Regions from separate parts of the Homo sapiens genome. Here region 1 is linked to region 2. A link is an interaction called in ENCODE POLR2A ChIA-PET data of the cell type or tissue named here. Cell type or tissue: B cell. All regions are shown on one strand. Links, peaks and the distances in the headings refer to the core of each region. The heading gives the core; the rest is flanking DNA.

The links. ChIA-PET counts read pairs that join two places held together with the same protein. Peaks named below come from ENCODE experiments on the same cell type or tissue, not always from the same donor. Only the 100,000 strongest peaks of a DNase experiment are listed, where the experiment ranks them.
Region 1: POLR2A ChIA-PET joins it to region 2 with 6 read pairs; 5 of 35 experiments call an interaction of 5 or more read pairs at or near these places.

What each region holds. Positions count from the first base shown.
Region 1 is chr20:1,848,149-1,859,728 of GRCh38, reverse strand. No RefSeq gene overlaps it. Among named protein-coding and RNA genes, the nearest start is that of SIRPA, 41 kb to the left of the region's middle. In B cell, for the core only: no CTCF peak of the experiment used is centred there; no DNase peak of the experiment used is centred there; H3K4me3 peaks cover 760 bases; H3K27ac peaks cover 879 bases.
Region 2 is chr20:1,778,248-1,789,827 of GRCh38, reverse strand. It overlaps the pseudogene LOC100289473. Among named protein-coding and RNA genes, the nearest start is that of SIRPA, 110 kb to the left of the region's middle. In B cell, for the core only: no CTCF peak of the experiment used is centred there; a DNase peak (open chromatin) is centred at 6,392; H3K27me3 peaks cover 2,688 bases.

The DNA of each region.
Region 1 (11,580 bases), core at 3,930-8,929, 70 kb before region 2:
GGGCAGGTCTAGTGGCTACGTGGCCTGAGGAACAACTGCTCAGCACCCTTTTCTAGGCCCTGAGCCAGGCAAACGCCTAATGCTGGTGCATTTTGGAAGAGATAGAAAGGGGGAGGTACATCCCCTGGGAGGTAGTGTGATTCCATAGAGGGAACAAGAGCTCGGTGACAGGCAGTCCCTGGGTCCTATCTTGACCCCACTCTTGGGAAAGTTAGGAATGAACTCAGCTAGAAATAATAGAAACCCTTCTGCAGAGGCATAATCCAATTGGTGTTTATTGTCTTATAAGTCCTGGGCAGGCCACCCGGGACCAGTGTGGCTCTCACTGATGCCACTGGAGACTCAGGCTCTGCTTGCCATTCGTCTTTGCCATCTTTAGCCTGTAGCTGTTTATCCTCATTCCTAGTGCCTCATGGTTGCAAGATGACTGCCAGGTCTTGGGCATGGCATCCCTGTTCCATGTAGGAAGAAGGGAAAGGGATAAACGCAAAAGAAAGGGCTTTTTAACTGTGGAGGAAGACTGTTTCTGAGACTTCTACCTACATCTCATTGATTAGATCAGCGAGGGTCACATGCCACTCCTAGTTAAAAAGGAAGCTGGGAAAGTTAGTGTTCTGGGTTTTCTTGCAGCTAGCATGAGAATAACTATTAGCTGTGTGGGAGGAAGCTGTCCACACATAGTTTCCACAGCCACAGGCCGATTTCCCAAACCCTGAAGCCTCCTTCACCCATGCTCACTAGTGATGCTGGAACTTCCAGAAAGCAGGTCCTCTTCCTGCTGTCAGTGTAGTGATCAAGATGGGTTGTGAAGCCAAGCTGCCGGGTCTGAATCCCTACTCTACCGAATACCAGCTGTGTGGTCCCAGGCACATTCTGTAACTTCAGTGTGCCTCATTTTCCTCATCTGTAAAATGGGGATGCGGACCCTTCCCTGTGGAGTTCCTTTATGAGGGTGGAAAATGTTCAATCATCTGAAGGACCTAGAATAGTGCCTGCCTTATTGTAGGCATTCAAAAAAAATACAGCTCTTAACAACCTAAATGGCCACCAGTGGCAGGCTGGATAAAGAAAATGTACATATACACTGCAGAATACAATGCGGCCATAAAAAAGAACAAGATGGTGTCCTTTGTAGGAACATGGATGAAACTGGAGGCCATTATCCTCAGCAAACTAATGCAGGAACAGAAAACCAAATACTGCATGTTCTCACTTATAAGTGGGAGGTAAATAATGAGAACTCATGGACAGAAAGAGGGGAACAACAGACACTGGGCCTTCTTGAGGGAGGAGAGCGGGAGGAGGAAGAGGATCAGGAAAAATAACTATCAGATACTATGCTTAGTACCTGGGTGACAAAATGGTCTGTACACCAAACCCCCATGACACGAGTTTGCCTGTATTAACGAACCTGCACATGTACCCCTGAGCCTGAAAGTTAAAAAAAAGTTAAAAAAATCAGGAAATTCTTTTTCTCTCAAAAAACAAATTTTATATGTACATATAAATATATATCCGTCTTATGATTGTTGTTATTATTATTATGACTATGGTTACTAAGATAAGACTTTGATGTTGGTGAAAACAGTAAGGCCTCAAATGCCTGGGGGTGGTCCCAGCTTTGTCCCAACCTGCTGTGTAACTTCAGATGAGCCCCTATCTGGGCCAGTGTCCCCTTTGTACGATGAGAGTCTGGATCCTGATGGTTGGGTCTTACAGGCCTTCCCGGAGAGGACTCAGATGGAATCCTCCTATCAGACACTCACAGGCAGAGTGTCCTGTGATCACATCTTCCCGGAAAATGGGTCTTATCACAGGAAGAGCAGAGTCCAGGAGCAGGGGAAATTTTGGCAAGTTTGGGGGCTCTCCCAGGATTGCTGATCCCAGGCTTGGTGTCTGGAGCTGGGCCAGGGCTGATCAAGCTTTTCTGTGTGGGGAGGTGGAGGCTCTGGGCTGCCCCCACCCCCAACCTGCAGCCTCATCCTGCCCCCGTTCTGCTAGGCTTAGCTCTGGTTCCTGCTACCCTTCTTTCCTTTCTCTAAGTATTACTTCCTCTTGATGATTTCCCAGCAAAAGCTGGTTTCCCTCCTCCAAAACCAGCTTCCTGCAGTGGGAGGTCCTGCACCAGGGAGGGGCATTAAGGAGGCTCTCTGGGTCCCTCTGTGGCAATGTCGAGAGGGGCAGTGGAGTTCGCACTGGGACTGTGACCTTGTTGTGGTTGGTTGTTTTTCTGGGAAGGCGGCAGAGGAGCCCCTCTGCTCTCCAGAGGGAACTTGGCTCTTAACTGGTTGGTAACCTTAGCAGGCCTCTCTAGGCCTCAGTTTCCCCATCTGTGAAATGTGGCACTGAATGCATAGTTTTGAGAGGCCCGAGCAGATTGGATTTTGACAGCAAGGACGCAGCCACTGAGGTGCAGTCGCCTGTGGTGGCATCGGGCCATGGCAGTGTTTTTGCAGGCTATTGCAGGAGGGGGTCAGATTTCACAGGGCTCCAGTGCTCCCAGCCCCTGACTTCTTCAGGTCAGTCAGCTTTTCTTTGTTTTATTTGTTGTAACATCAGTATCCACTGAAGTTTCGAATGGAAGACAGGACTCCAAAGTTAATATAAAATGTTTGAAAGTAATAGCTAACACTTTATAGACTTACCATGTGCCAGGCACTCTTCTAAGTGTTCCACACATATTACTTTATGTAATCTTACAGTAATGCAGTCAGGTAGGTACTATTATTAGTTCTATTTTAAAGGTAAGGAAATTGAACAAAGAGAAGTCTAGTAACTTGCCCAAAGTCACTCAGAAAAGTAAGAGGGATTTGAATTCAGGCAGTCTGGCTCTTAACAAGTATTTGTTTGTTTTTTTCCAAAAAGTCACTGATGTAGCTCATCCTCTTTGCCTCCCATCTGGTGTTGGAATCCCTACTACAACATTCCACCAAATGTACTGCCTGGTCTCAGCTTGCACACCTGCAGGGATGGGGAGCTTGCTACCTCCCTGGGGATCTGTGGCCAGCTGTACCAGTTTTAAAACTCTCCCCCAAATTTATGAATTCCTTAATAAATCTTCAAGGCTCCACATGGTTTCCTGGGAAACAGAGCAGCTTGCTCAGCCCCCAGGGACCTGTTATGGTCTGAATTCCAGATGGAGAAATCTAGAAGGAGCCAACAAACCTCACATTTTGTGAACATGAGAGAGGGCACAGGGTGGACACCAGAGTGGAGGCTCTGCGTGTCTGCTCTGGAGTCATTTTTCTGCCTGAGCCTCAGTCTCATCTTCTGTGAAATGGCATTTACCAAGACCACCTTCTTCATACGGTTGCTGTGAGGATTAAAAGAGATAATCCACACGCAGTGCCTGGCACTTAGGTAGCATTAAAAATAGTTAACTAGTATCTTGGTATCATTTTTATCATCATCATCATTATCACCTATGAAGTCTCTGTTCTCACTCTGGAATTTAGGAATGACTTGGTCAGTGGCTTGACCATAGAATGAATAAGGCCAGCAGCTTGATCCCTGGATCCAAATAGTCCTCTTTGGCATATGGAGAAATTGAATCTCAGAGAAGGCTGGGGACTTGCTTAAGGCTTCCCAGCTAGTCAGTGGCAGAAAAAAATAGAGTTCCGTGGAGCAAAGGGAGAGGTGACTGGTTAATTCCACTAGATCCTCTTGGAAATAAATGTGAGATCAAAGGTCAGAAGCAGGACCACTGGGAGGTTGGGGCCAGCTCCTTGACACTCAAGCTTCTGGGAGGAGCACAGTGTGGGTATTAGAATGGTCAGGTGCTCAGATTCACACATCCATACATGTTGCCTGACTAGGAGTTTTTATGTTACATCTGGGTGTGATCCTGTTGCAGGGATGTAGCTTGGATTGGGCAATAGTCATAAACTTTTTGGAATTTGTTTGGGTGGCTTTGGAACACCAGGGGCAGGGCACCTCAATATACCTGAGTGATTCAGTAGAGAAAGCAGAGGTTCAGGAAGCACATATAGGCTTGAATCCCAGCTGCTCCACTGACTTGCTATGTAAGTGACCACTTCGAGGCTCAGTGTCATCATCTAGAAGATAAAGACGGAGTTGTTGGAAGGATTAAATGTGATGAGGGCAGCTGAGTAGCTACAGAAGTTGCCAACCCAGAATCTGTCTTAACCATATTTAAAAATTTGGAGAATTGAAAACCAAATCCAGATTGCCTCTTTCTTTCCAAAATTCAGAAAGATCCTGCCACCTTAAACTGCTTTTTCAGGAGCCCAAGTTGGGCATCTCTGGCCCCCTAGAGCTGCACTCTCTGACCTGTCAACCTGACACCTGCAGATGGGTCAGAGGTCAGCTTCTCCACCTTCCTAGCTCGACAAGTCTGTCCCAGGCCACGGAGGCAGCTGCCCCCGCTCCAGGAGCAAAGATCACTGGGAGAGGAAAATTCCCCATCCCTGGAGGTGTTTGCTCAGGGCCGCTACAGGATGAATATTTCCTTTCATAATGTTGCTAATCATTTTCCCCTCCAGGCAGGAGCGGAGGCTCTCCTGAGCTCCTCGCAGCTGTGGTGCCTTGTGGGCTCTTAATCAATGTTACATGGTAATTAATAATAGATTCTCCTGCTCCAGCTCCATCACTCCTGGCCTCCCACTCTCTCTGACAAGCTGGCATCTTCCTGGCCAGATGAGGCCGAAATCAAAGGCCTGAAATTAGAGCTGAAAATTTGTCCTCCAATTGCTTGTGGGAAGGAATCAGGATAGCTCAAACCCCTGGCAGGTCTGGCGCTGGCTGAAGTTCTCATTTTACCCTCTGATCCCATGGGTGCTCAGCCTTGCTTTATGGATGGGGCATCAGGCTTGGGGACGTTCGCCCATTTGTCCCAGTGGTTCTCACACTCTAGCGTGCATTGGTATGATTCAGTAGATCTGCAATGGGAACCAAGAATCAGCATTTCTAAGAAGTTCCCAAGTGCTGCTGCTGCTGCTGGTCCTGGGGCTACACTTCCAGAACCACTGATTTCTCTCATCCTTTTCCAAGGGCAATTCACCTGGTGCCAGGCACTGGGAATATGGCGAAGAATAAGGCAGATGTAGTGCCTGCCCTCTTGTTGGGTGGAATTGACCTGGGCATCACATGGTGGGTAGGCAAGTAGGTTTTAGAATCAGACATGCTTGATTCAAGTCCTGACTCTGCTAGCGATGCTCTCTGATCTGGGCAGCACCTGCCTTCCCAGTGCCTTCGTCCCTGCAGCTGTCTAATGGGGATAATTACGTTCTCTGCTTCAGATGATTGATGTGAAGATCAAATGAGGAAAGGAATGTACAAATATATGCTCAGGGCTGGGGGCCTGGCTCATGCCTGTAATCTCAGCATGTTGGCTGTCCAAGGCAGGAGGATTGCTTGAGACCAGGAGTTCGGGACCAGCCTGGACAACATGGTGAGACCCTGTCTCTAAAAAAAAATAAAAAATTAAAACATTAGCTGCACATGGTGGCGTGTGCCTGTAGTCCCAGTTACTTGGAGGCTGAGGTGGGAGAATCACTTGAACCCAAGACAAAGGCTGCAATGAGCTATGATTATGCCACTGCTCTCCAGCCTGGGGAACAGAGTGAGACCCTGTCTCATAAAAAAAAGTGCTCAGAAACGTTAGTTATAAAGAGTGATGTATCATTAATAACTATGTTATTATTGTTGCTGGGTCATTGTCCAAGATTGTGTAACTAGGCTCTGGGGAAGTTGAAATTCACTTATTTATTCATTAATTCATTTGACACATATGTCTTGAACAACCAAGTATGTACCAGGTGTTGGAAACACAGAGCTGAGCCCAAAAGTTAACTCTCTACCCTCATGGAGTGGACTTTCTTGTCAATAAGCGAATACATATGTAGTAAGTCGAGGGGTGTCAAGCACGACGATGCGAAACCAAGCAGGGCGGGGATAGAGATGTTGGAGCTGGGAGAGGTGAGCAGGTGATGCTCTTTTAGGTAGAGTAGTCAGCTGAGGCCCCTCTGATAAGGTAACCTTTTAGCAGAGAGCTGACTGGGGAATTATAGTGAGCCAGTAGGTGTCTGCAGGGGGCGTGTTCCAGGCCCAATGAGTGTAAAGGCCAGGTGGGGACCAAAGTCTGTCTGGGACTTACAAGCATTCCACCTGGATGTCTAACATTGCATCCAGGAGTTCCAGACCTTCATGCTTTGTGGTCCCGACAACCTATACATCTCTTCTCTCCTCCACACTGAGGACTGACCCTAGATCCCACCAGAGGCACCATATGCACTTGTATCCCAGGGTTGCGTAGCCTGGTCATCAGATACCACTGGCTTTGGAGTTGGCTGGTCCTGCTGTGACGTTGCATAGGCCACTTCCCACTCTGAGCTCCACTTGACTTGCCTTCAAACAGTGGGTGATAATATTACCTTCATCACAAGCGGTGATGAGTGGTAGACGAGCTCCAGGCCATGAAAATGCTTTGCAAGTGGGACACTTAGTAGGTGCTCAATGAATGGGGTCATCACTATGCCCTCCTCTCACTGCTTCCTTCCCTCCTCAGTGAGACCCAGGATCCAGGTGGGAGCTCAGACCTGGAATTCTTGCTTAGCCAGAGAGTGTGTCCTATTTGCATCGATTTGCATAAGGCAGGGAATGGTGTGTACCTCTTTTTGCCTTTAGTTCCTGCAAGCTCACATCACCATTTAACAATAGGGTGTTGATCTTCCCCTTTCCCTACCATTCATTTTGCCTCTTGAAAGAATTTCAAGCTGTTAATCAAATATGCTGGAGTTGGAAGCTGTTTTTATTTTGGCCTGGTGCAGAATGGGGTCACCAGCTCTGGGCAGTCCTTGATTACCTGCTTTACTGGAGGAGAGACAACAGCAATGATCTCACAAATTGGAGGGTCCTGGAAGCTTTTAAAAGAAGAGCCAGTTTTATTTTTTATGCTTACAAAAGTAGAACATATAGGTAAAATGGAAAATATATAACAGCAGGAAAAATTCCCCAACAAATTACCCATAATAACGGTAACCAAGCATAATCACTATTAACATGTTACTGTCTTTATTTCATGGTTGATTTTTCCCTCATGCAATTTTTCTATAATTGAGATTATACATAATATATATAATGCTACAGCCGGCTTTTCCCCTGTGCTATAATATTATAAACTTGCAAACATCATTTTTTATGATCATGTAATATTCCACTGAACAGATAGTTTTAAAATCCTTCCTCTGTTATAGGACATTTAGATTTGTCCAGTTTTTTTGGTGGGGCTGGGGCAGGATGAGGAGGATATTGTAAATGTAACTGTCATGAAAATTATGTTCCTGGCTTTTTCTCTGCTTATTATGGGTTATTTTATCAGAAGAGAGCTCAGAAGTAAGATTACTAGGATATAAGAAGAGTGAGATGAGCTTAAGACTGTGGATAGATTTCGCTGCATCTCAATCAGTATCTGAATTCAAGAATGTACTTTTGAGTTGGCATTGTCATAGCTTCCTCTATAAACCTCAAAGCAACATGGGACACTCTGCCATGGGATTTGTTGGGCTCCCAGCCTGACGCTCCATGACTCCTGGTGCCCCTCTCACACAGGGAACACTCAACTCTTTGCTGGGGTGGATGCAAAGCTTGGACAATCTGCTTTCTTATAACATCTTTGGGCAGAACTTGTTTATGAAAGTATCTGGAATTCAAGGATACTCAAGCTGTGTCTTCAAGGCTGTGTCTCAAGGCTCTCACAAGTCCTATTTTACAAAAAATGACTTGGCTTTGGTCAGTTAGTAATGAATGTCTTTGGCTCAAACAAATATGTATTTCCAATCCAATTTTTCATAATAAGATGTCAAGAGATAGCATTCCAGACTATGCACAGCTGCCCAACAATGTTGTCTAGCCTTTGGGCTCTATTTTTCTGTTCTGCAGTCTCTGGGACTGTGGCATTTATTCTTGCAGTTTTTGCCTCTTGGTCCCACGATGGCTGCCACACCTCCAGGTATCAAATCCTCATTCCAGGTATGAAGAAGAAGGAAAGGTGAAGGAGCAAAGGAATATGCCATCTAAGTCTATTTTTTGCACCAGAAGACAAAAGCTTTTCTAGAAGCCCCACCCAGGAGATGCTTGCATCTCATTAGCTAGAACCAAGTCCTATGGCCATCTCTGAACCAATCGTTGGTGAAGAGAAATAAGGTTACCATGATCTTTGGACCAATCAAGATTCACCCCCAGAGTTCATGTTAGGGGCCTACCCTCTTTGAGATCAGTGGCTCACCAGTGCTGTGGACACAAATCAGTTTCCTTAGCAAAGAATGGGATGGGATAGCTGAGATTACTGGGATATGTGTTACTAGAAGGAAGACATTGTCATAGGCTTTGTGGAAGATGTTATGATTTCATCCCAGGGGTAAGCTCTCATTGGCTGATGCCCATTTATTTCTCTTGCCCAGTGATTGGCTCAGAGATAAGTACATGGTCTAAATACAGCAAGGACATCCAGTCTGTAATGAAAAGAGAAGGCTCCTCTTCTTTGTGCAGTGGGGTACTTGAATATGATGCCCAGAACTGCTGCAGCTATTTTGTTCTTATGGGGTAAACCAGGCTGAGGATGAAGCTTACGAGTGTACAGAAGGGGGGATAGAGACACAAGGGAAGCCTCAAGAGATGGAGCCGAGGCCTTGATTGAACTCTACCTGAGGCCCTTATGTTTTCTAGACTTTCAGTCTCAAAAGCTAATGTACTCTTCCGGTTGCATAAACCAGCTTGACTGAGGTTTCTGATGCAAGTTAAAGCATGATAACTGACAGAGATGCAAACAGGAACTTTGAGAAAAAGAGTTATGTGGTTAAATAAGTTTGAAGAACTGGATTAAGCAAAGTTTGACAAACTTTTTTTTTTTTGCTTCCCTTAGATTCTTCTATATGCAAATGTGTAATGTGAAGCTTCAAGAGGGGGAGATTTCATGTAGCATTTCCAGAATGTATTGTCCCCAGAATTGTTTTATCGTGGGACAGGACATCATTGGGAAATGCTGACAAGCCTAGCCCCTACCCTATAAACCTTGAATTTTTGACTTGAGATTAGACATATGGTTAATGTAGACGGAGTTAGGAGGCAAGTCTAAAGGGAAGGCAAAGGTTTCAGTTCCTGGAACATCTCCGCAGTGGTCTCTGCGTTTCCTCCCGAGGGACACATTGCATCTACTAGACAGGAAAGAATGCTAATTGCAATTAGACACAAAGGAAATTCCAGGAAGCTCCAAGTAGCCTAGAGAGCCTCAGCTGGGTGACAGGTTAAAACTGATTTTTTCATCCCCAGTTGCCTACATGCAACACACACACACACACACACACACACACACACACACACACACGCACACACACACCACACTCCCTTCACCTTTAGTCCATGGCTTCCTGGAGGGCAGGGTTAAGTGTCTTATTCATCTCTTTCTCCAGGACAACACAGAGGGCCTGGCACTGAGTAGGTGCTTATAAATCCAGCCCTGACACTTGGGAGACATCTGGGAAGAATGTCACTGACAACTTGGCCCTATTGCCACATTTCACAGATGTGAAAACTGAGGTCCCGAGAGAAGGCATCTGCCCAAGCTACAGGGAAAGCCAGAGGCAGAGCCATTCAGGACGAGAACCTGATAACCAACCCCATCCTCCTTCCCCACCTCCCCACCCCCTACCCCACCCCGCCAACCCGGCTGCCACCGCCTCCTGCCTTTCCTACACCCCCTCCCGCCTTTCCTACACCCCCTCCCAGCCTCCTGGTCAGGAGTTCGAGACCAGCCTAGCCAACATGGCGAAATCCTGTCTCTACTAAAAAAATAAAATAAAAAATTAGCTAGGCGTGGTAGTGGGCGCCTATAATCTCAGCTACTCAGGAGGCTTTCTAATTATTTTATTATTTTATATTTATTTATTTATTTATTTATTTATTTATTTTGAGATGGAGTCTTGCTCTGTCGCCCAGGCTGGAGTGCAGTGGCACAATCTCTGCTCACTGCAACCTCTGCCTCCCAGGTTCAAGCAATTCTCCTGCCTCAGCCTCCTGAGTAGCTGGGATTACAGGTGCCCGCCACCATGCCTAGCTAATTTTTTATTTTATTTTTTTTAGTAAAGACAGAGTTTTGTCATGTTGGCTAGGCTGGTCTCGAACTCCTGACCTCAGGCAATCCTTCCGCTTTGGCCTCCCAAGTGCTGGCATTACAGGTGTGAGCCACTGCACCCGACCTCTTTTTGATTACCATGAGCTCTAGAATGCTGCATTCCTGAGGCCATATCCGGGCTCAGGGGGGAAGAACACCCTGATCGTTTAGTGATGTCTGCCATGGACAATGGGAGCAGGGCATGCCTGCCAATGTGTTGTCATTATCCTTGTAATATAGTGCAGCTGAATAAGGAGGGAGAGCAGAGGGAGCTGTGGGAGCCAGCAGGGAGCCTAGCCTGGGGTGAGTTCCAGCCATCTGGAGAAGACGGCAGTGACCCTGGAGGTGACAGAGAAGTGGGAGTTTGCCAGGTAGAGAAGGGCAGGAAGAGGATTCCATGCTAGAGCAACCTGGAGGAGCAACTGTGCAAAGTTCTGCAGGGGTGCTTTAGGTACAGCTTCTTACAGCTGGCAAGTACTGTGGTGGTGGGGTGGGGGGACAAGAAGGCCATGAAGAGTGGGACCAGATCACACAGGGCCTTGAAGGCCACTATTAATGTTCTAGATGTTATCCCAGGCCAGGGGGAGCTATGGTGGAGTTTTAAGCACTCGCTGAGTGACATTGTCACCCTCTTCAGAATGGCCCATTCCTGCTCTTAGTGGGGTGGATGGGAAAGGGTTGGATGGATGCAGGGGTACCAGCAGGAGCCCATGACAGCCGTCAGGTGGAGGGCAGGAGCCAGATGGGGCAGTGCTGTGGACAAGTGGCGGCAGGAATCAGGCATCTGAGTCGAGGTGTCTTGAGGAGGTTGCCCGCCTCCCCTCTCATGAATGTTTAGGAAGTGAGATGAGGGCACCTGGGGCTGCAGGGACCAGATTCTCCAGATGAATCTGCTGCCTCTGAGTAAACCAACAACTAGAACCTTACAGCTGTGGAGCTGGGGGCTGCTCAGAGCAACCTTGAGCCTGCAGCTGCCCTGGGCTGCCTGGAGGGTGAGGAGCCTACAGGGCTGGGCTCTGGGGAGATGGACCTTGGCCACCAGCTACCCAACAAGTGCAGCAAGATTCCCCTGGCAGGTGGGGCCAGGTGAGCAGCTTCACTCCTGCTTGTCTGGGTTGGGGCTCCTTGAAAAAAGTTTGTGGGAGCCTGGCTAGCCCTAATAACAGCAACACATATAAAAACAATAAGAGCTCTCCTGACATCAGCATAGCCATCATAATGCACCCCAAATCTAAAAGCTGCCATCATCTCTATGGCTACCACCTTCATCCCAGGTGCCATATCTCACCTGGATCGTCACCACAGACTCTCCACTGGCTTCCCTGCTTCCACCCTGGGCCCCTCCAGTCCATTCTCCAGGTAGCAGCCAGAGGAATCCTGTTAAAACAGAAGTCAGGTCATGTGGCTCTTTTGAAGGAAATCCTCCAAAGGCCTCCATCTCACAGCTGAAG
Region 2 (11,580 bases), core at 3,594-8,593:
TACCTCTATCATCCACCTGATTTTTGCCTCATACTCTTCTAAGCATGTCACGTGTATTCATTTTATTTTCATAACCTTATGTGATAGGTGCTATTATGATTCCCATTTTAAAGATGAGGGAAGTGAGGCACAGAGAGGTTAGCAGTTTGCTCAAGGTTACTCAGCTGATAGGCAGCAAACTGTCATAAATAGGTTGTAATTAGCATGAGGCTTCTATTATTTTCCAGGCACTGTGCTAATGCTGGATGCATTGGGTGCGTAATCTCTCATTTCATAATAACTCCCATGTAATGCATGAAGAAATGGAAGTTTAGAGGGGTTAGGTGACGTGTCCAGGGTCACACAGGTAGTAAAAGCTGGAACTAAAATTCGCACCAGGTCTGCCTGCTGTACATCCCACAATTTTTACTATTCTTCGAGCGGCTTCTGCTGGTTGTATGGAAGGTGACACCTTTGCCCCCTTGTCAAGCCATCCAACTCCTCTTCCTTCAAGACATAGCTCAATGATCCCTTGTCTATGAAGCCTTCCCTGGCCTCTTCCCCACCCCACCCCCAGCTGCTGCAGCCAGCCTTCCTTCTCTGAGCCTCCATATCCCACCCACCTGCCCTTCACACCCCAGTGGAGCCCAACGGTTAGAAATTCAGGCTCTCCTGGTGGTCTTAGGTTCAAATTCTGGTTCTGCTGGGTGGACCTTGATTCACCCTTTGTGTGACCATTTGAGCTTTGATTTTTTTTCCATCTGTAAAATGGAGATAAGAAAATCAGTTTGCACAGGGGGCTGGGTGAAAGGTGCATAAATCTTAGCCAAATGCTTACTGAAGCATATACTACACTGTATTATAATGATCTGTGTAAATGTTCATCTCCATATCTTGAGGGCAGGAACTGATACTGATTCTGATGTATCTCTTTGCCCCTAGCACCCAGTATGGCTTAAAATAGGTATTAAATAAATGTGGAGTAAATGAATAAAAAATGAAATAAATGGATCTTAGAATCCTATTCTCATAATTTGATACATAAAACCTAAGGACCTCATGTCACATAACTGCAAAGTTTGAAGGATCTTAGAGATCAACTTCCGGAGGTGTTCAATCTTTTTGACTATCACCCACACTTAGTAATATACTTTATATTGCCACCTAGTGAGTGCACACACGCGCACACACACACACAAACACGGACGCGCACACACACACACCCCGAAAGTTTCAGTGGACAGTTCTTGCCTTTCCTATGTGGGATAAACTCACATAATTCCTCTTCTTTTCTCTTTCCTCGCCTCACCTCCCCTTCTATCTTCTAACTTTTCCCTTCTCCTCCTTTCCTTCTTTTCTTTCCTCTCTCTTCTATCTTTTCCGTTAAAAAAAATTGCTAGTTTAGGTCCGCTAAATCGATTTCATGCCCCATGAAGGCATTGTGACCTATGGTTTGAAAATCACTTATCTAGTCGAATTAGACTCCTTGTCCAGCATCTCTAACTGGAGTTCTATACTTATACTTCCCTGATGAAAGGAAGTTCCCCCAAAAGATAAACAGTTTTGTTACTGGACAGCATTTATTGTTAGAAAGTTCTTCCTTCTCTTAAGCAGAAATGAGCCTCTTATAACTTCCTTATTGGTCTTAGTTGTTCCTATCTAGCTTGCTGGTCTCTCTGTAAGTTATCAAGCAAATCACCTCATCTCATTGAGTTTTCTTTTCTTCTCCTCTTCCTACAGATGTGCCCCACCTAAGTGCTGACAGCCTAAAAGTCCACCATTAAAGCCATTCTTCGGGTTTAAGGCATTGATCTTCACCATCATCTCCCATTATTATATCTGCTTGCTCTCATGGAGACAGGGGTCACTGGGGCCAGTCCACCTGTAGTGGCTGAAGTCTTCATCTCCTGCAGCAGAGAAGTTTGTTGGGACTATGTAAAATATCAAAAGAGGGTTTCTTTAACCCTTAAATCTCTTTTGCTTGTTTTCTTTCCTCAATGGCTTGGATCTTCCCAGTGAGATGCTCAGTGGGGTTAGCAAATAGCATTTTGGAAATCACAACCAATATTGAAGGGTGAAATGGTATGTTAGCCTTTAACACCTTAGTCTAAATTTTCCCCTGCCAGTCTCTTCCATCACTCTAAGATCAGCCAGGAGAGGGGAATTCTAATGCTAGCCCTCTATAGGGTCTCCTCAGGCAAGAGGCAGTAACCAGCCTTCACTCCAAGGTAAGTGTCAGATTCCTAGGACTGAAAGATTCCCTTGGCCCTATACATCCAAACTCTCTCTTCATTCATTCATCGAACAAGTATTTGTTGAGCATCTTCTGTGTGCTACACCTTGTGCTAGGTGTTGCGGATACCATGGAGACCAAGAGAGTCCCCATTCCTGGCCTCCACGGTGCACGCAGTCTAGCAGTAGTGACAATCACCAATGGTAAGAAGGTGCTCTGCTAAGGTCAGGAGTTGAGGGAGCTTGGAGCAGGGTCTCAGCTCACTGTGTGCTGGAGTCAAGGGAAGGCCTCCTGGGGGCGGACATTTGAGCTGAGACCTGAAGGACAAGGAGCATATGGCTGAGTAGTTCATCTCTCCCTGGCTTCCCTCCTTCTCCCCAGCCCCCAATCCAGGCAGCATCAATGCCCCCATCAAGTCATCTTCCTGAACTCATCTGGGTCACTAGCTTAAATCAGCAGTTCTCAAGTTTTAACTCAGTCAGAATGCTGTTTTGTTTAGTTTGTTTAACTGCAGATTTTAGGACCTCTGTAGGATTCTACATCTGGGGTAGGACTGTGTCTGCATGTCAGTCCATGGCTCATATCTTCGGAAATCCTGGTCTATATCAGAATTCCACGGTTTTGGTATTTGCCCTTGACTATTTGTTCAGCTTCTGAAGGAAAGAGGAAAAGGAAGTTCAGGAATGCCAAGGTTGTCTTTCTGGGATTGCAGAGTCTGGGGAGGCATTGGGAGGGTGGCGTTGGTGACAGCAGGGACTGGGGAGTCCTCAGAGGGGTCCAGCAAGGGCCCTCAGTCCTGGCACCCAACAACCTGAGGGACCTCCCAACAGCCAAATCGTGCTCCTGCCTCACCTCACAGCAGTAGACCAACGGCACATGGTAGCACTGGCCACATAATTAGCAGAGCATGTCCCAGAATAATTAAACGTTTCAAAACAGTAACAGCAGAGCAGTAAATCAAGTGCGGGTTCCTCTCAGAGTGGGGCCCTGTGCAATGCAGGGATCAGATAGCCAGCAGGCTCAGCAGTGGGGTGAGTGGAGCCCCGGCCCAGACTAAAACTCCTGGGTACAGGAAATGAAACCAAGCCTGTGAATATTCAAAGAAGAAGGATCCTTAGAGATCACCTGGCTCAGTTCCCTTCATGTCCAGTTGTAGAACCCAAAGCCCAGAGAGATGGCCCAAGCTGACCCTGCAAATTGGTGGCAGAGCCAGATCAGAATCCCAGCCCTGGGACTCTCCTTCCCCCTCTCCCTCTCCCCCAATCTCTTCTTTCCTGAGGTGGTCTCATCCTATGCAATGTCCATGTGGAAACCATCCACATGTTGACAGCTTGCAAATATCTATCCCCCATCTCCATCACCTATCTCTCCCCCAGCTCCAGAGTCCTGTGTCCAGCCATCCCTAACTGCAGTGGCCTCTTGCTTCCTCTTCTCCCCTGCTTCCTTCCTTACCCACCTCCAGCCTGTCCCTCCTCCAACACACACATACACACAGCCACCAGAGTGTGAGTTTCCAATCTGTGACCTGGATCCTGCTCCGGTACTGCTCTCTGCCCAAGGCACTGCACACAGATTACACTCTAACCTCATCAGCACAGCCTCCAAGATCAAGTCCTGCAGTTTCTCCCATGACCATCTGTTCCCTCACTCTGCTCCCACCACAGTGACCTTGCTGTGGCTCACATATGCCCAGCTCATGCCTGCCCTGCAAGTGTATTCCTCTCTCTGGAACATTCTTCTCCTAGAACTCCCTATGACTTCCACTTCCTTCATTCAGGTCTCAGCTCATAGGCCCCTCCCCAGAGAAGGCTTCCTGTGCACACGGTCCAAAATATACGCAGCTACTGTCTATCCCCTGACTTCTTTTTCTTCATACCAGTTAACCTCCCTGGAATTATACTGCCTAGGTATTCCTTTATTTTTACTATCTTGCTCACTGCTCACTTGCTCAGTGCCCCAAATGATGCCTGCCACATAATTGACACTCTATAAAGAATTGCAGGAATAAGTAAATCAATAACGAAACACATTTATTTAACACATGCATGTTCAGGGGCTATTCAGTGTTAGGGGCTGTGTGAGGCACTGAGGTCTCAGACATGGAGCAAGTGGACAAGGAAGGGTTCCTGTCCTCAAGGAGGCTGATCATCGTCTTGGGGAGACACGGACTTGTGTTCGCAGGAGGCTCAGAGTGACATGTGCAGCTTGTCAAGGGTAAGTCTAAGAAGATGGGGTGAGGGTAAAAGATCCATGGGTCCTTGCAGCAAGGAGTTGGATTTTAGGGTCATTGATGTCCTTTTTTTTTTTTTTTTTTTGAGACAGAGTCTCTCTCTGTCCCCAGGCTGGAGTGCACTGGCGCGATCTCAGCTCACTGCAACCTTTGCCTCCTGGGTTCAAGCGATTCTCTTGCCTCAGCCTCCTGAGTAACTAGGATTACAGGCGCATGCCTCCGCGCACAGCTAATTTTTGTATTTTTAGTAGAGACAGGGTTTCTCCATGTTGGTCAGGCTGGTCTCGAACTCCTGACCTCATGATCCGCCTTCCTTGGCCTCCCAAAATGCTGGGATTACAGGCATGAGCCACTGCACCTGGCCCAGTGTCCCTTTTCTGAAGAGCTAGCAACTCTCTGTCCTCTCTGGGCCCTCAGCCTGTTAGGCCAGCACAGGGGCCCATATTCATGATGAGGGCTCTTGGGTCCCCAGCTCCTATAAAAGGTTGTGCTTATAGAGTACGTGACAGCCAGTTCTTGCCGGTGCTAGAATAAGGAAGGAGACTGACGTGACTCTACTCAGAGGAAGCCAAGCCTTACCCAGTGGACGCATGGCCCAGCCTGGGCTAGCCCTGTGGGTACTTTGGCATTCCTCAGGCCACTCCTTGGAGAACCTCATCTTCTCCACTTCCCCTTCAGCCTTCCAGCCCCACAAGGCAGGCTGCCCATGGCTGCCCACCCACTGCAGCTTAGCCCTAGTGTTGCCAGTCTTCTCCTTCTGTGTAGATGGTGTGATTAAGCTGGAGGGCTGAGACAGGAGCCCTGAAGGAAGCCCACTTCCTCCAGGAAGGCTTCTCTGCTTTCTCAGTGGGATTGCTTCCTTCTGTCCCTTGCCCTGTAGCACATACCTTCCTCTTAGTCTGTTTATCCATGGATCCACCCATCCATCCACCCATCCATCCATCCACCCACCCATCCATCCATCCAACAAACATTCATCCGGCACTTATTTACACTAGTGACCAAGGACATGGTCCCTGTCCTCCAGAGCCTACAGTCTAATAAGGGAAAGAGTTATTATGCAACTAGTTTCAAGTTAACAGTTTAATTATAACTGTGATAAATGCTCTGCAAGAGAAGTATTTGAACCCACAGGGAGACATTAGGGTAGAAAAGACTTCCCTGATGAAGAATGTTTCACCCAAGACCTCACTGTCGACTATGGTAGCCAGTAGCCACACGTGACTATTGAGTGTCTGAAATGTGGCTAGTGTCACCAAGGAACTGAGGGTAGATGAATAATTTTACCAAACTTTATAAAGTAACTATTCTGTGTCAGGCCCTGCCCAGTCCAAACTAGTCTGGTTGAAAATGCCAACATTACATCTAGTTCAGCGTCCACTTCCTTCTCTCACCCCAGCCCACTGCTGCCTCCAAGTCCCTGCTGAGGGATCTGGAAGGGATGGAGGTGAAGCATTCTTTTGTCCCTCCTCCTTTCCCTGAATTGGGTCTGTCTATCATCTGGTGTGTTAGGGCCTGGGAAGGGAGATGGAAAAAGAGGGACTTCTTTTACCCAGCAATGCTCTGTTCACTATGGCTGGACTCTGGAAGCCAGCTGCCTCCTAGGGCACAGGTGTGGATTCCTAGGAGGATCCTGAATGTGTGCATGTGTGCATGCATGTGCACGTGTGTGTGCCCATGTGTGTATGCTGTGGGGGTACACAGTCTGCTGCACAGTCTCTTTTATGCATGATCTGATCCAGGTTCACAGCTCCCCGCTGGAGTCCATGCTGCAGTCTCTTACTCCTAGGCCCTCTTGCCAGTGGTCATCTCTCTTGAGTGGGATGCTCTAAGGTCGGCTCCCCCCTTTCAATGAGGGTCTCTCCATGGACCTCACCCCCTTGCCACTCTGCATGGAGGAAGCTTGAGCTGCTGCCCTGCCACCCCGTCACTCTACCCTGCTGTCTCTTTTCAGTTCCTTTTTCTCCTGCTCAGGGCAACATCAAGGTGGATCAGCAAATCCACTGTTGCTTCAGGAGACACCTGGAAAAAGAAAAGCCAGCCTCCTCCTCCTGCAGGCACGTAATATCTAGGAGTCATTTTGGGGTGCCTTGCTTGGCTGAGTAGTGGTGGGGGGTTGTGAGGTCAGGGGAGTTTCCATAACAGCCTCACCCAGGCTAGAAAACTCCTCTCTAGCCTCTCCCTCCACTTTAGCTGAGCGTACAGACCCCAAAGAGATGGGATGGCTGGGGAGCAGGCTGGGCTTGGCTGCTTTGTAATCAGTCTTGAGAACATACCTGGCCCCAAAGGTTCATTTGTTATTAGCGAGTATCTATTCTGTGCCCAGCACTGTGTGGCTGCTGGTTACAGCCATGAACAAAAAGCAGTAGTCTTCAGGGCAAATCATTTGTTTTTCATGAGGGAAATGGATAAAAACGAGTAATATACATCAGGGCTAACCATTGGAAAGCCCAGTAACGTAGGGTAAGGAAATGGAGAGAGACCAAAGGGAGAGGTTGTTTTCATAGGGAGGTCAGGGAAACTGGTGGCTGTGTTTCAAACTCATGTTTCCCCAACGTGGAGCCTAGTAGACAGTTCTGGGCCATGGGAAATCCGTGCCACCATTGTCCAAGCCCAGTTAAGCTGTGAGGCAAGGGTTGGGTTTCAAAGTCTAGGGTCTTTCTTGGTTGCACGTGGTTGTGTATGTCAAGGCTCACTTCTCAACCCTCTGGGCCCATATCTGATCCATTCTGCATTCCCAGAAGCCGTGTCTGGGCCTGGGACAGGGCAGGCTCTTGATGCTGCTTGTTCAGCATGGAGGAGCCTCCAGGACAAGGGACATCAAGGCTCAGCCTATCAGAGGCCAGCTCTGTGGCTTGAAGCTTGAGGCAGAGCTCAGCCGCTTTCTGGTTTTGCTCATGGGGAATCAGGGACAGTCGGAACCCATTAAAAGGCTCCAGATGCCTCCCTGGTTAGACACCTCAGGCCTGAAGGTTTGCAGCTTGGAAGGAGGCCGTGGCCACAGTGACCACTTCCCTCACTGTGGCTCAGGCCTCTGTTCCAGGCATGGCAGAGAATGGGGTGGGGTAGGCAGCTGGGAAGTATAAGGCCTGCTCCAGGCTGTCAGAGGCTGGTCAGTGGCTCCTGGGCTCTTTCAGGGCCTTATCCAGTGGTTGCCACCAGGAACAGACCAGGAGCACTGTGAGTCTCTCACCATGGCTACCACACCTGGGCGGGCCCTGGGCTCCCTCCTGCCCACCCTTCTGCTGGGACTCACAGGTGAGTCCTGATTCCTGCCCAGAGAGACCCTCAGGGCAGGCAAGGAGACCCCCAGGAATGACCAAATCCAGCCACTGTGTCTTTCTGAAGGAAGACTGAGGCTCAGAGGAGGTGACTGAGCTGTTTTCCTGCCAGTCAGGTGCTGTTTTGCATCTTTTCTTCAATGTAGACCTTGCGGACAAAGGGAGCTGGTGGGAGCTTGGGGGTCAGAAGAGGAAGTGACCTAAGGGTGAGGGGCTCGGGGGAGGTCAGGGGGTAAAAGAGGAGCCCACCTCCCAGTTTTCCCGATGTCAGCTCTAGTCTGGGTGGCTACCTGTTCTGGGTCAGAGAGGGTGTAAGGGTGGAAAAGACAGAGCGAGAGAAAGAAAGAGAGAGAGAGAAAAAAAAGAGAGAGAGAGAAGTCGCCAGAGTGATGGAGCCTCCGGCATTGGAGGCATGGAAGAGTCCTGGACCCAAAGTCAGACAGGCCTTCTTACCCTCCCTCTTTAGTCACTGATAGGCTGTGTGACCTTGAGCAAGTCACGAGACCTTTCTGAATCTCTGTTTCCTTTTCTGGAAAGTGAGGACAATAATACCAGCCTCCCACAGCTGAGATGTGGAAGAAAAGAAGCACACATGGCTGAAAATGTTTTCTGAACCACACGGTGCTGTGTGCAGGGTGGGTGATGAGGGCAGAGCACAGTCCAGAAGGTACCAGAGCTGTGTGCTAAGAGGACAAGTTCCTATGGCCTCCTGCGCTGCCCTCTGCCTGTCATCCTGCTTGTCATTGGTTGTTTATTTGCCTTTCACCCCCATCTGACCAGATGCTTCTCAAGGGTGGGGGTCCTGTCTGACTCATCTCTGTGGTCTCAGCACCCAGCTCTTGACCTGGTGCAGAGCAGGGGCTTAGGGAATGCTGTGAAGACTTGGGGAGTTTCTTGCTCCAGAGCTCTGCAAGGCTGTCCTTAGAAGGAGGGGTGAGTCTCATCCTGCAGTTTTCCTGGGAAAATTCTGGGAGACAGATCCCAGGTTATATCCCAGAAGCAGGAAATATTTTGTCATAGTCCTAGCTGGGTGTGAGGGTGAATGGAGCTGCTTCTCATGGAGACAGCTCCCTGTCACTGCAGGTAAGCAAGCAGACAACGGGGGTCTAGTGAAGTGTTGATGGGAGGCACCCGAGTAGGGGGGCCAACCATCCCTGTTGGGGTGATTCTTGACTTTACACTCAAGTCCTTATAAACTTACATCCACAATGGAAATCCTGATTCATCACCATTCCCTTCCTATCCCAACTTGGTCCTTCTCCAGATCTTCCCAGCTCAAAAAGTAGAGCTACCACCCACACAGCTGCTCTAGAGAAAACCTGGGAATTGTTGATCCAGAATTCATTCTGTCCCTCACCCCCCATCCCGCCCATCACTGAGTCCTGTGGGCTGTATCTTCCAAATGTGTCTCGAGCCTCCTTTTCTCACCACCCTAGTCCAGGCTACCATCACCTTGGCCTGGAGGTCTGTACCAGCTTCCCCACTGGTCTCCCTGCTTCCATTCCTGCCACGCTCCTTCCCATTCTCCACACAACAACCCCAGTTATCCTCTAAAAAATGTACATCAGACCACTTTGCCCCTCTGTTAAAGTCTCTGCTGGTTTCCCATCACTCTCAGAATAGAATCAAGATCATCACCATGGTCCCCAGGCTCTTCTCACTCTGGACCTCTTTGCCATGACACTAGGGTCCCCTACAGACTTCTCAGTTTCTCAAGCCCACCAAGCCCTTCCTGCCTGAGGTCCTTCTCTCCTGCTGTCCCCGCTGTCTGGAATGTCCTTCCTCTGTCCCTTCCCATTGCTGGCTCCTATTCATTCCTGAGTTTCAGCTCAATGATGTCACCTCCTCAAGTAATTCTTCCCCAGCTGCCCTTCTAGAATAAGTCCTCCCTGTATTCTCCATCTATGCAGTCTTTGGGTTTCCTTGATGGCACTGGGATCAGTCATAATCACATTTGCATTTGCTTGTTTTCTTATGATCAAATGCCGATATGCTGCCTGAAGACAGAATCAGACACAGCATATAGTAGGCCCCCAGGGCCTGACACAGCTCTGGTGCCACTGGTGCCTGTGGGGTGTGTCCCACTCTCAGTGTACAATCACAATTGCTCTTTCCTTAGCTGGACAGCCCTTCATCTCTCTGACTGGTCCATCTCACAGGACAAGCCCTGGAGACTCAGTGCCTTTCAACTGTACTGCTGTCCCCTTCAACTCCCAGGACTTCTCCCGGGACTTCAATGTTACGTGGTTGAAGGACAGTGATGAACATCCAGCCTCAGCTCAGCGCCTGGTGCCTGACAATGGAGGCAATGACTTCATCACCAGCAAGGCATGGGTGACACTGACCCGACAGGATGTCTCATCTGAGATCACCTGCGAAGTCACCCACAGGGCCCTGGCAGAGCCCCTGAAAACAACCATGAATCTCTCCCAAGTGCTCTGAGGTGAATGGGCAGTCAGGTGGGGTGGACATTAACCCTGGAAGCATCCAGCTTTCAGGGTTTTTGCCCAAAGCCTCATTTCATAAATGGGGAAATGAAATTCCTCATGGATTTCTGATCATGTGTATTGTGGTTATAAGCGCAGGTTCCAGGGGCTCGCTGTCTGGGTTTTAATCCTAGCTGTGCCACTTTACAACTTGTGGGATCTTGTGAGTTACTTGACTATTTAATACCAGTTTCTTTATATAACAGGAAAAAAATGAGGACCTACTTCATAGCTGTCCTGTGAAGATTAAATGAATTATTCCTTATAAAACACACATAACAGTGCCTGGCATGCAGTGACTTACTTACGAATGTTTGATCTTGTTATTATCTGGTCCCAGACTCCCTTTCTAAACATCTTTGTTCTATTAATGTCATTGTTACAGTTTTTTTTTTAAATGTTTATTATTCATTTAATAATAATGAATATCCACTGTATGCCAGACCCTGTGCTCAGTGCTGGGGATGCAGCAACGAGCAAAATAAAGTCCCTGTCGTCATGGGCATCACCTTTTACTAATTCTTAAAATTATATTTTCTGATATGAAATATTTCAAAAATACAGAATATAGCAGACACCCAGGTACCCTTACCCATATTTAATGAATATTAACATTTAGCCCTATTTGCTTTACATTACGCATACAAGAAAAAAATATTTCTTTAAAAAAAGGCGAGAGACCTTGAGGCTGTTCCCTGGGAGAGGGAAGCATGGGTGGCCACAGGCAGGGGCTGATTTCACCAGGTCTTACTTCCTATTCCTCTGTCTAGTTGTCCCCACCCTGAAGATCACCACTGAAACCTCTGGGACCCATGTACATGTGCAAGACAGAGTGAATCTCACCTGCCACGTCCTCCACTTCTATCCCGCCCACCTGCGACTCACCTGGATGGAGAACAGGAGCATGATCCAGACCCTGGTGTCCCCTCGTCCCCTCAGGCCACCAGAAATCCAGATGGGACATACTCTCTGGAGCACACGTGGCAGGCAGAGGCCACGCTGGAGGAGCGTGAGTTTGCTTGCTGGGTGGTCCACGATGAGCAGCCCCCACTCAAGGCCAACGTCACCCTGCAAGCCCAGGTGCGCAGGCAGGGGAAAGGTGGGTACAGCCTCTGGCCCAGCCCCTCTGGACATCCCCTGTGGGCAGCACGGCTGGGGAGGGTCAGAGACTCAGGGCGGCATTGGATGATGGTGAAGGAAGGAAGGATACCCGCAGCTGGTGATACAACTCTCACACATTCGCCCCCAGACTCCACTTCTCACGCCTTCCTCCACACCCTCCCCAAGAAGAAAGGGTGGGACTCCCCTTCCCTAATTCCATGCATTCTTGATGTTGAAAGTTCTCCACCTTAACACTTGACTGCAAGAAAT